Linked DNA regions of Homo sapiens: region 1 is linked to region 2. A link is an interaction called in ENCODE POLR2A ChIA-PET data of the cell type or tissue named here. Cell type or tissue: GM12878. All regions are shown on one strand. Links, peaks and the distances in the headings refer to the core of each region. The heading gives the core; the rest is flanking DNA.

What was found. Peaks named below come from ENCODE experiments on the same cell type or tissue, not always from the same donor. Only the 100,000 strongest peaks of a DNase experiment are listed, where the experiment ranks them.
Region 1: POLR2A ChIA-PET joins it to region 2 with 7 read pairs; 5 of 35 experiments call an interaction of 5 or more read pairs at or near these places.

What each region holds. Positions count from the first base shown.
Region 1 is chr5:1,620,227-1,626,569 of GRCh38, reverse strand. It overlaps the pseudogene PDCD6P1 and the pseudogene LOC112267946. Among named protein-coding and RNA genes, the nearest start is that of MIR4277, 85 kb to the left of the region's middle. In GM12878, for the core only: no CTCF peak of the experiment used is centred there; no DNase peak of the experiment used is centred there.
Region 2 is chr5:1,532,488-1,538,830 of GRCh38, reverse strand. No RefSeq gene overlaps it. Among named protein-coding and RNA genes, the nearest start is that of LPCAT1, 12 kb to the right of the region's middle. RefSeq lists a silencer at 2,377-2,514. In GM12878, for the core only: no CTCF peak of the experiment used is centred there; a DNase peak (open chromatin) is centred at 2,320; H3K4me3 peaks cover 1,648 bases; H3K27ac peaks cover 1,122 bases.

The DNA.
Region 1 (6,343 bases), core at 2,306-4,805, 87 kb before region 2:
CTCTTGATTTTCCCCACGAGATGTGCGTGCCCCAGGGAACGGCGGCTCTGGCTGTGGGATGAGAGGCATGTGGAGCAGGCATGGTTCCCATCCTCAGCCTGGAGTCAAGGCCAGACTAGATCAGCCTAAACCCAGCCACGCCACGGGTACAGCAGTGAAGAGCGAATGCCAACTGTCCATGACAGTGACTTTCAAAGGGGCGTGTCATGTGCCTCATCCCAGCAACAGGGAAGGCATTTCTCTATCAGTCAGTTGGTAAATGATTATTGACAATGTGTGGGAAGGTGGAGTGATTTGAGTAGATTTGGCTTCTATTCTCATGGAGCTTCCTTTCTAGAGGGGAAGGCAGATGATGGATGAATAAATATAAATGATTCTAATAGGTTGGTGCAGCAGTCATTAAAAGTAATGGCAAAAAAAAAAAAACGGGGAGGAGCCGGTGCTGCAGTTCATTAATAGTAATGGCAAAAACCACGATGACTTGTGCACCAACCTAACCCAGTAATCACGGGTGTGCAAATGTGGCGATGGGCAAGTTCCGAGTGCTAGGAGAGCATCTAGCTTCCCGGAGTCAGGAGACGGGGGTTGGCAACCTAACCAAGGTTAAGTCCAAGGGAGGGGGGTGGGCAGGGAGCGATATTTCAGTGGAGACTCCAAGGACGAATGGTATTTAGAGAGTAAACCCCGATAGAGAGGGTTTGTGTCTGGCACAGAGAAGAGCCTGTGCAAAAGCCAGCGGGGCGAGAGGACACCATGTGTTCATCCACCTGAGGGGCGACCAGCAGGCTGGAGCTCAGCGGGTTGAGAGGAGGATGCAGAGCCCGGGAAAGGCACCCTAGGCAGAGGGCACAGCAGGGCAAAGGCCTGGAGTCAGGCCTGAGCCTGTGTGGTTTGAGGAACGGACAGAGGCCTGCCCGGCAGGAAGGGAACAGCACAGGGGAGAGACCTTAGACCAGAGCAGAGGGCAGGGCTGTGCTGGGCACTGTGGGCTGTGGATGGTGCTGGCATTTAAGAGGGGAGACCATAGACCAGGGCAGAGGGCAGGGCCGTGCTGGGCACTTTGGGCTGTGGATGGGAGCTGGCATTTATGCTCAGGTGATGGGAATATGTTAAAAGATTTTAAGGAGGGGAGTAACAGTTGGGATTAATGTGTATTCTGGGAATCTCAACAAAGTAAATTCATAGTTCGAATTTTCATAAGATTTCTGCACAGGCAGAGAGAAATAAGATCGTGTCTACAGCTGTGTGATGATTTTATTTAAAAATATTACTAAGATTTTAAACGTGATTTCAAATGGTGTGTTTCTATTTCACATTGGACATAAGTAGATTGCAAGGCTAATGGAAAGTAGAAAAGTTAACTCACGAACATAAAAGAGATATCGATTTGAAAACAAAACATTTATTCATTTACTTCCGCTGCAGATTTCTTGACTGCTGAATTTCATGAGAAGGGATTGTTCTGTGAGGGTCGTGGAGCTGGAGATCCAGGTGGGAGAGGTGTTCTAGCTTGGGGAGGAGCTGATGTTCCACCTTGAGGGCCCTGCAGCTGCAGACCCGGAGAGGAGCTGATGTTCTAGATTGAGGGTCGTGCAGCTGGAGACCTGGAGAGGAGCTGATGTTCTAGTTTGAGGGTCTTGCAGCTGCAGACCTGGAGAGGACCTGATGTTCTAGTTTGAGGGTCTTGCAGCTGCAGACCTGGAGAGGACCTGATGTTCTAGTTTGAGGGTCTTGCAGCTGCAGACCTGAAGAGGAGCTGATGTTCTACATTGAGGGTCGTGCAGCTGCAGACCTGGAGAGGAGCTGATGTTCTACATTGAGGGGCATGCAGCTGCAGACTCGGGGAGGAGATGTTGTAGTTTGAGGGTCATGCAGTTGAGGACTCGGGGAGGAGCTGATGTTGTTCGCCTTGAGGGTCTTTCAGCTGGAGACTCAGGGAGGAGCTGATAATCTTGATTGAGGGTCATGGAGCTGGAGACCCGGACAGGAGCTGATATTCTACTTAATGGATCTTCCAGCTGCAGATCCAGGGAGGAGCTGATGTTCTAGTTTTAGGTTCTTGCAGCTGCAGACCCGGAGACGAGCTGATGTTCTAGATTGAGGGTCGTGCAGCTGAAGACTCGGGGAGGAGCTGATGTTGTATTTGAGGGTCATGCAGCTGAGGACTCGGGGAGGAGCTGATGTTGTTCGCATTGAGGGTCTTTCAGCTGGAGACTCAGGGAGGAGCTGATAATCTTGATTGAGGGTCATGGAGCTGGAGACCTGGACAGGAGCCGATGTTCTAGTTAGTGGATCTTCCAGCTGCAGACCCACGGAGGAGCTGATCTTCTACGGTTAGGTTCTTATAGCTGCAGACCCGGAGAGGAGCTGATGTTCTAGATTGATGGTCGTGCAGCTGCAGACTCGGGGAGGAGGAGATGTTGTAGTTTGAGGGTCGTGCAGTTGAGGACTCGGGGAGGAGGTGATGTTGTTCACGTTGAGGGTCTTTCAGCTGGAGACTCAGGGAAGAGCTGGTAATCTTGATCGAGGGTCACAGAGCTGCAGACCCGGCAGGAGCTGATGTTCTAGTTAGTGGATCTTCCAGCTGCAGACCCAGGGAGGAGCTGATGTTCTAGTTTGAGGGTCGTGCAGGTTCTAGTTTGAGGGTCGTGCAGCTGGAGACCTGGAGAGGAGCTGATATTCTCGTTTGAGGGTCATGCAGCTGAAGACCCGGGGAGGAGCTGAGGTTCTAGATTGAGGGCCATGCAGCTGCAGACCCGGAGAGGAGCTGATATTCTAGTTTGAGGGTCTTGCAGCTGCAGTTCCGGAGAGGAGCTGATGTTCTAGTTTGAGGGTCGTGCAGCTGCAGACCCAGAGAGGAGCTGATGTTCTAGTTTGAGGGACGTGCAGCTGCAGACCTGGATAGGAGCTGATGTTCTAGATTGAGGGTCAAGCAGCTGAAGACTCGAGGAGGAGCTGAGGTTCTAATTTGGGGGTCGTGCAGCTGAAGATCCAGGGAGGAGCTGAGGTTCTAGATTGAGGGTAGTGCAGCTGCAGACCCGGAGTGGAGCTGATATTCTAGTTTGAGGGTCTTGCAGCTGCAGTTCCGGAGAGGAGCTGATGTTTCTAGTTTGAGGGTCGTGCAGCTGCAGACTCGGAGAGGAGCTGATGTTCTGATTTGAGAATCTTGCAGCTGCAGACCTGGACAGGAGCTGATGTTCTAGATTGAGGGTCGTGCAGCTGAAGACTTGGGGAGGAGCTGAGGTTCTAATTTTGGGGTCATGCAGCTGAAGACCCGGGGAGGAGCTGAGGTTCTAGATTGAGGGTCTTGCAGCTGCAGCTCCAGAGAGGAGCTGATGTTCTAGTTTGAGGGTCATGCAGCTGCAGACTCGGAGAGGAGCTAATGTTCTGATTTGAGAATCTTGCAGCTGCAGACCCGGAGAGGAGCTGATGTTCTAGTTTGAGGGTCGTGCAGCTGGAGACCTGGAGAGGAGCTGATGTTCTAGTTTGAGGGACGTGCAGCTGCAGACCTGGATAGGAGCTGATGTTCTAGGTTGAGGGCCATGCAGCTGAAGACTCGGGGAGGAGCTGAGGTTCTAATTTGGGGGTCATGCAGCTGAAGACCTGGGGAGAAGCTGAGGTTCTAGATTGAGGGTCGTGCAGCTGCAGACCCGGAGAGGAGCTGATGTTCTAGTTTGAGGGTCTTGCAGCTGCAGTTCCAGAGAGGAGCTGATGTTCTAGTTTGAGGGTCATGCAGCTGCAGACTCGGAGAGGAGCTGATGTTCTGATTTGAGAATCTTGCAGCTGCAGACCCGGAGAGGAGCTGATGTTCTAGTTTGAGGGACGTGCAGTTGCAGACCTGGATAGGAGCTGATGTTCTAGATTGAGGGTCATGCAGCTGAAGACTCGGGGAGGAGCTGAGGTTCTAATTTGGGGGTCATGCAGCTGAAGACCCGGGGAGGAGCTGAGGTTCTAGATTGAGGGTCTTGCAGCTGCAGGCCCGGAGTGGAGCTGATATTCTAGTTTGAGGGTCTTGCAGCTGCAGTTCCTGAGAGGAGCTGATGTTCTAGTTTGAGGGTCGTGCAGCTGCAGACTCGGAGAGGAGCTGATGTTCTGATTTGAGAATCTTGCAGCTGCAGACCTGGATAGGAGCTGATGTTCTAGATTGAGGATCGTGCAGCTGAAGTCTCGGGGAGGAGCTGAGGTTCTAATTTTGGAGTCATGCAGCTGAAGACCCGGGGAGGAGCTGATGTTCTAGTTTGAGGGTCATGCTGCTGGAGACCTGGAGAGGAGCTGATGTTCTAGTTTGAGGGTCATGCAGCTGGAGACCTGGAGAGGAGCTGATGTTCTAGTTTGAGGGACATGCAGCTGCAGACCTGGATAGGAGCTGATGTTCTAGATTGAGGGTCATGCAGCTGAAGACCCAGGGAGGAGCTGAGGTTCTAGATTGAGGGTCATGCAGCTGAAGACCCAGGGAGGAGCTGAGGTTCTAGATTGAGGGTCTTGCAGCTGAAGACTCGGGGAGGAGCTTAGGTTCTAGTTTGATGGTCTTGCAGCTGAAAACCCGGGGAGGAGCTGAGGTTCTAGATTGAGGGTCTTGCAGCTGTGGACCTGTAGAGGAGGTGATGTTCTAGTGTGAGGGTCTTGCAACTGCAGACCTGGAGAGGAGCTGATGTTCTCGTTTGAGTATTTTGCAGCTGCAGACCTGGAGAGGAGCTGATGTTCTAGTTTGAGGGTCTTGCAGCTGCTGACCTGGAGAGGATCTGATGTTCTAGTTTGAGGGTCTTGCAGCTGAAGACTTGGGGAGGAGGTGATGTTGTTCGCCTTGAGGGTCTTTCAGTTGGAGACTCAGGGAGGAGCTGATGTTCTAGATTTAGGGTCATGGAACTGGAGACCTGGAGAGAAGGTCATGTTCTAGTTTGAGGGTCTTGCAGCTGCAGACCTGGAGAGGAGCTGATTTTCTAGATTGAGGGTCATGCAGCTGAAGACTCGGGTAGGAGCTGCGGTTCTAGGTTGAGGGTCGTGCAGCAGAAGACTCGGGGAGGAGCTGAATTTCTAGATTGAGAGCCTTACAGCTGCAGACCCGGAGAGGAGCTGATGTTATAGTTTGAGGGCCCTACAGTTGCAGACCCGGAGAGGATCCGATGTTCGAGATTGAGGGTCGTGCAGCTGAAGACTCCGGGAGGAGCTGAGGTTGTAATTTGAGGGTCTTGCAGCTGCAAACTCGGGGAGAAGCTGATGTTCTAGTTTGAGGGCCCTACAGTTGGAGATCTGTACAGGAACTGATGATCTAGTTTGAGGGTCGTGCAGCTGAAGACTCGGGGAGGAGCTCATATTCTAGTTTGAGGGCCCTGCAGCTGGAGATGCAGACAGGAGCTGATGTTGTAATTTGAGGTTGTGCAGCTGAAGATTCAGGGAGGAGCTGCTCATGTATTTTTAGGGTCATGGAGCTGGAAACCCGGAGAGGAGCTGATGTTATAGATTGAGGGTCGTGCAGCTGAAGACTCTGGGAGGAGGTGACGTTCTAATTTGAGGTCCCTACAGCTGGACACCCAGAGAGGAGCTTATGTTCTAGATTGAGGATCATGCTGCAGAAGACTCGGGGAAGAGCTGAGGTTGTAGTTTGAGGGTCGTGCAGCTGGAGAACCAGACAGGAGCGGATGTTCTAGATTGAACATCGTGCAGCTGAAGACTCGGGGAGGAGCTGATGATGTTCACTTTGATGGTCTTTCAGCTGGAGACTCAGGGAGGAGCTGATGTTCTAGATTGAGGGTCATGGAGGTGAAAACCCGGAGAGGAGCTGACGTTGTAGTTTGAGGGTCTTGCAGCTGCAGACCCGGAGAGGAGCTGATGTTCTAGATTGAGCGTCGTGCAGCTGAAGACTTGTGGAGGAGCTGAAGTTGTTTGCGTTGTGGGTCTTTCAGTTGGAGACTCGGAGGAGCTGATGTTCTAGATTTAGGGTCACGGAACTGGAGACCTGGAGGGAAGCTGATGTTGTAGTTTGAGGGTCTTGCAGCTGCAGACCCAGAGAGAAGCTGATGTAGTTTCAGGGTCTTGCAGCTGCAGACCCAGAGAGGAACTGATGTTCTAGATTGAGGGTCGCACAGCTGAAGACTTGGGGAGAAGCTGATGTTCTAACTTGAGGGTTGCGCAGCTGAGGACTCGGGGAGGAGCTGATGTTGACGGCTGTGCAGCTGGAGATCCGGTGGGGAGCTGATGTTCCAGTTTGAGGGCCGTGCACCTGGAGACCCAGGGGGGAACATCAAACTGGAACATCTGCTCCCCGCAGTGCCTCCAGCTGCATGGCTCCCAGACTGGAACATCGGTTCCCACCCGGGTCTCCAGCTGCACGGCCCTCAAACTG
Region 2 (6,343 bases), core at 1,381-3,880:
TGAGCAAAAGCGTCTGTTGTTTAAGCCACAAGCCTATGGTGGCTTCTACTTCAGCAGCCTGAGCAGACTAAGACAGACCTCCAAGCGGAAGCATGAAATCACTGCCAGACGTGTGCATCTGAGCTCAGAAGGAGGTCAGACGCGGATGCAGGCGTCACCCATGGGCAAGCAGTGTGTAAGGCACAGGCGTGGTCCAGAGCACACAGGACGAGGGTGTGCAGAGAAGAGAGGGAAGGGGCGTGGAGGGAGCCACATTCAGAGCTGGATGAGGGGGAGCCATCAGCCAAGACAAGGAGGAGAGGCCAGAGCCCAGAGGGAGGGGGAGAGACCGCAGCAGCCTCTCCACCTGAAGTCCGAGGGAGAAAGGCTTTGGCGGCGAGGCCGGCTGTGTGGGCAACATGAGCGCTCAGGTGATGGTGGCGAGGGCCCTGGACCGCCATCAGAACTCCCCAGCGCCACGAGGAGGGAGCCTTAGCTCTGCCCTCCACAGCAAGGAGAAGTAGGTGGCAAAGGGGGCATGGACAGCCAGCAGGGACCACACTTCATCGCTAACATCTGTCATGGATTTTGCCCAAATTGTACGAGATTGGATGGCTGTAGAGTTGGGGAGTGGCCCCACAAAGATGTGTCCAAGTCCTAACTTCTGGTACCTGTGAATGTGACCTTATTTGGAAACAGGGTCTTTGTAGCTGTAATTAGGAGGGGCATCTCGAGATGAGATCATCCTGGATTTAAGGTGGCGTTAAATCCCATGACTGAGGTCCTTATCCGAAAAAGAAGAGGGCAACTGTAGACACAGACACAGGAGAGCAGCCACGCGAACTCGGGTGGCGGGGCGGCGGGAGCTGGGAGAGGCCTGGGTCAGACCGTCCCTTAGAGCCCTCAAGAAACCAGCCCTGCCCACACCTTGATCTCAGACTTCTGACCTCCAGAACTGTGAGACGACATATTTCTGTTGTTTTAAGACCCCCGCTTTGTGGTAATTTGTTACGATAGCCCTAAGCAGCGAGTACACGGGCCAAGGGAAAACTCTGCCATGAGTTCCATGCAAACACGAGCAAACTACAAACTACAGAATCCCCCAACCCTGAGGCTCACTCGGGCAGACCCTGGAACCGCAGCTGTGTCCCTTGAAAGGAGCTCCATCCTGGGGAAAGAGCCATCTTCCGACCCCAGCTCAGAAGAGAAGACTCGAGTCACAGATTTTATTAAATGAGGAGGGCTTTGTGGCAACCTTTTCCGTTTTTTAAATTTCTATCTACAACTGTCATACAGTGAACAAAACCAACAAATTTAGAACCTGGAAGTTTGAGAGGTAGTGCCTGTGGTGGGACGGGCACAGGATTTCGAGGCATAAACCTGGTTTCCAACCTCAGTGCTGTTCCTGGCCTCCTCCGACACCTGGGGGTGTGTTGTGCAACCTGCAGAGATTCAACGTCCTCCTCTGAAAACTGGGATTAACACTTCCTTATGGAGTTAATAAACAAGAAGATAATTCATGTTAAAGTACCCAGGTCACCGCTGATGCTAGAATACTGACACCAGCCCTACCACAAACAGGGCCACAGTGACCAGATGGACCACATCCTTCTTATTTCAGGTACAAAGTAAACGTCTGAGCAAACATTTTCATTTGTAGCCTTTCTGGAAATCAGAAAAAGCCTAAATTGTAGGCAAGTACCCATATTGTTTCCTATTAAATAGTTCATCAGTGTGGATTTTCAACTCAATTTATATGGTAGTTTATCTTAGATGAGAACTAAAAGTGAAAGTGAAAGAGTTACAGTTGATTCCGTTTTTTAAACATTTGTGAAGTGCATTAAGATATCTGGAGAGAGAACAGGCATTTTTAAAAACATAAGTTTGGAGTTTTGCACTTTGGCTGTGTCTGTGTAAGCTGCTACTAGACAAGATCCCTGAGAATTTTTTTTTTTTTTAATGTTTTGATGACCTATCTTGGAGAATGAACAAAAGCTGGCAAATTGGGGATGGGAGGTAAACCTTGTAAGAAGAGATATACACAGGGAACTGTCCCATTTTGTAGCTTTGAGCCAGAGGTTAGAACAGCACAGAGTGGCAAACACTATGACAGAAAATCCACTGAAGGGTAAGGGGGAGCCCTAAAAAGAGAAGAGACATGAAGAGGAACCCCAAATTCTGTACATAAGCTCTATCCATGTCACGTCACTGGTTAACACCAGGATCACCAGGTGTGGAGTGACCCAAAGCAGCTTAGCCAAGGACTGAACTGAACCAAAACAGAGGCTGCCACCCAGGAGACAGAGTTCACATGTGAGTCAGACCCAACCAGACAGCACCAAAGGGAAACCACCAGCATTCACTGCGAGAACGTGCACCCCAGAGGCTCCTACGTCCTACATGAAGAACAGAGAAACGTGACCCAATCTCAAAGAACAGGACAACCAACCAACCTAAGCCCTGAGGCGCCAGTGCGGAGACAGCAGATGTGGGCTGTAAGGCGGCCATTCCAGCTATGCTTAGAGCAAAGAAAACACACTCACAATAAATAAAAAGATGGGACATATTAGCAGAGAAAAAGAAACTACTAAAAAGAACCCAGTGAGAAACTAACATTGAAAAATACAGTATCTGAAAATACAAATGTACCGGGTTGGCTTAACAGCAGAACGGCAATGACAAATGAATTAAAATGGAAGACAGATCATTTGAAATTGCTCAATATAAAGAAGAAAGAGGGAAATTTTTAAAAAAATGAACAGAATCTCAGGAACCTATGGGACAATATCAAAAGGCTTATATATCTGTAATAGGAGCTCCAGAAGAAGAAATGAGAAAAAAAAGTAGCAGAAAAAAAATCCGAAGATATAGTAGCAGGTAAGTCCCCAAGTGTAGTGAAAGATGTACATTTTCAGATTCAAGGATCTCAGAAAACCTACAAGCAGGATACACTCTAAGAAAACCACAATTAGGAAGATTAACATCAAGCTGCCAAAGACCAAAGATCAAGATAAAAAGAGAGCACAGCCAGGTAAAAATGACACATGACACACACAAGACGAAGACTTAAATCACTGCTGATTTCTCACCAGCATTTTTAGATGCCAGAAGACAGGGCAGCAAGATTTTTAAAGGGCGGAATGAAAATAAACTGTCAGCCTAGATTTCTAAAATCATTAAAATATCCTTCCATAGTGAAAGCAAAACAAAGATTTAAAAACTCAGATTTAAAAAACTATTCACGTGCAGCAGACAGGTACTGTAAGGAATGTTAAAGGAAATTCTTCAGGATGAACATATATTATACCTTATGGAAACAGGGAACTTCAGAAAGGAATAAAGAGCTTCAGAAATAGTAAATGAAGTGATTATTAATTTACTATTAATTTCTTTAAAATACATAGGGCTAAGCAAAAATTATTATATTCTCTTATAGGGTAGGTAATCAATGTAGATATAAGGCACATTAAAAGTGTGCTATGAAGAATGGGGGTAAATGGGCTGATAGAAAAAGAATGAAAAATCAAGAAAAAACTATATACTGTCTACAAAAGATCCATATTAAATATAAAGACACAAATAGGTTGATAGTAAATGTACCATGCAAAACTAAGACTAGAGTGAGTTTATTAATATCAGGAAAAAACAGACTTCAAAACGTAGTGTATTACCAGAAATAGAGATATTTCATAATGTTAAAAGGCTCAACTCATCAGAAAGACATAATTAAATATGTGTGTACCTAATAACAGAGCTTCAAATCACCAAAAGCAAAGGTAAAAAGAAAAAAGAATTAGGAGAAGTAAACCATATCGCAATATGAACAACACATCAGTAAAGACAATCAGAGAAAAATATCAGTTAAAAATAGAAGACATGACATCATTATCCACAAGCTTGAGCTAATTGACATTTATAAAACACTACACCTGACAGATGCAGAATATACGTTCTCCACAAGTTCACAAAAATTTTTAAGTACCATTTTCAGTAGCACAAAATGTTAAATATTTAATGATAAATCTGACAAAAGATGGGTAAGATTTACACATTGGAAAATACAAAACATTGTTGAGAGAAATTAAAGAAAGCCTAGATGAACTGAGAGATGTACCATGACAGGGGGTCAAAAGACTCAATATTGTCAAGATGTTATTTCTCCCAAAATTTGTGCGCGGTGCCAACATAATCTCAAAATTGCAGAATTTTTTCTGTAGTAATTGACAAACTGATTCTAAGATTCATATGGAAATCAAAAGGACCTCAAAAAACTGGAACAACTTTCAAAAAGAAAAACTAAGGTTAAGAACTAATGTCACCGGATCTTAAGACATATTATAAAACTACAGTAGTCAAGACTTGCATCCAAATGAATAAATAGGTCAATGCAATGAATAGTCAGCCCAGAAACAGAAGCACACAGATGTGGTCAATCAATTTTTCACCAAGCTGCAAAGGCAATTCAGTGGAGAAGGGATAGTCTTACAACAAATGATATGGAACAATTCTACATCTATAGGTAAAAAAATAAAAATAAAAAACTCGTATCTATACCTCATACCATGTAAAAATTAACTCACAATGGATTATAGACCTAATTATAAAATATAAACTATAAAACTTCTTGAAGAAAACAAGAGAAACTATTCATAACCTTGAATTAAGCAGAGATATTTTTAGATATAACATCAAAAGCATGATTGTTTTTTAAAAAGGTAAATTGAACATAAAAAATTAAAAACTTCTCTTTGAGAAATATTGTTAAAACAATGAAAAAGCAGCCACAGAATGGTACAAAATATTTGCAAATCACTTATCTTATAAAGAAATTGTATTCACAATATATAAAAACTCTCTAGACCCATTAATAATAAAACAAAGAAAAATACTGTAATGAGAAAAATATTTGAACACATCAGGAAGATTTGTGGATGATAAATGAGCACATGCACAGATGTTCTAGGTCATTGTTCAAAGGGAAAGCAAATTAAAATCATAACGAGACGCCACTGCATATGTATTGGAATGCCTAAAACCTAAAAGTCTTACCATACTAAGTGTAGGCAAAAATATGTAAGAACTGAAACTCTCATACACAGTCTGGGTTGGGGGATGTAAAATGGTCCAACCCCTGTGGACAAGAGTTTGAACGTTTCTTTCAAAATGTATCACCCAGCTTCCCACTGATAAGTATTTATCCAACAAAAATGAAAGCCATACATCCATACCAAGACTTGTACTCAAATGCTCACAGCATCTTTATTTGTAATAGTTCCAAACTAGAAACAACCCAAATATTTATCAACAGGAGAATGGATAAACAAATATCCATACAATGGAATACTATTCAGCAATAAAAACAAGTAAATGATTGATAAAAACAAAAAAAAAAGGTGAACCTCAAATAGTTATGCTGAGTGAAATAATTGGAACCAAAGAAGAAACTGTATGATTTTATTTGTATAAAATTTCAGAAAATGCAAACTAACTTACAGCAACAGAAAGTAGAACAGGGGTTGCCTGAGGATGAAATGTGTAGGGGTGGGATGTAGGGATTACAAAAGGGAGTGAAAAAGCTTTTGGGAATAATAACTATGTTTCCTATCTTAAATACAGTGGCAATTTCATAGGGTGTGTGTGTGTGTGTGTGTGTGTGTGTGTACATATATATGTGTGTATATATAAAAACAGCAAAATGTCCACTTTAAATTTATGTGGTTTATTATATATCAATTATAATTCAATAAAGTCATGATAAAAAGGAAATAATGACTATTAGTTTTCTAAATTTTATTAAAAGTATAAACCCATAAATCAAAGAAGCTCAGTGATTTCTCACACACAGGTACATCATAACTGATTTGCAGGAAAACAGTAATAAAGACAAAATTTCAAAAGCAAATAAATATACAAACAAAATAAAAACTTGTTGAGTTAGAATTCTATATTTATCAGGGGAAAAATCCTACAAAACGAAGGTAAAATAAAAAAGTTTTTTATACAGATCAAATCCAAAAGATTAGTTGCAAACAGCTCTGCACTGCAAAAAAATTAGTAAAATTTCTTCAGAAGGCAGAAAAGTGATACAAGAAGGAAACTCAAATCTCAAGAGAGCAATGAAAGTGCTTGAAATGGCAAACATACAGATAAATACAAAAACCTCTTAATTTTTTTAAAATCGCTTGAAAAGACTTTGTTCAAGACAAAAAAATTATATATTGTGGGGCCTACAGCATATATAAGAGTGAAATGTATGAAAGCACTAGCTTAAAGGATGAAAAGGGAAGTGGAAGTGTAATACTGCAAAGGTCTTCAATTATATGTGAAGCAGTGTATTATTTAAAATGTCTTCCAATAATACACA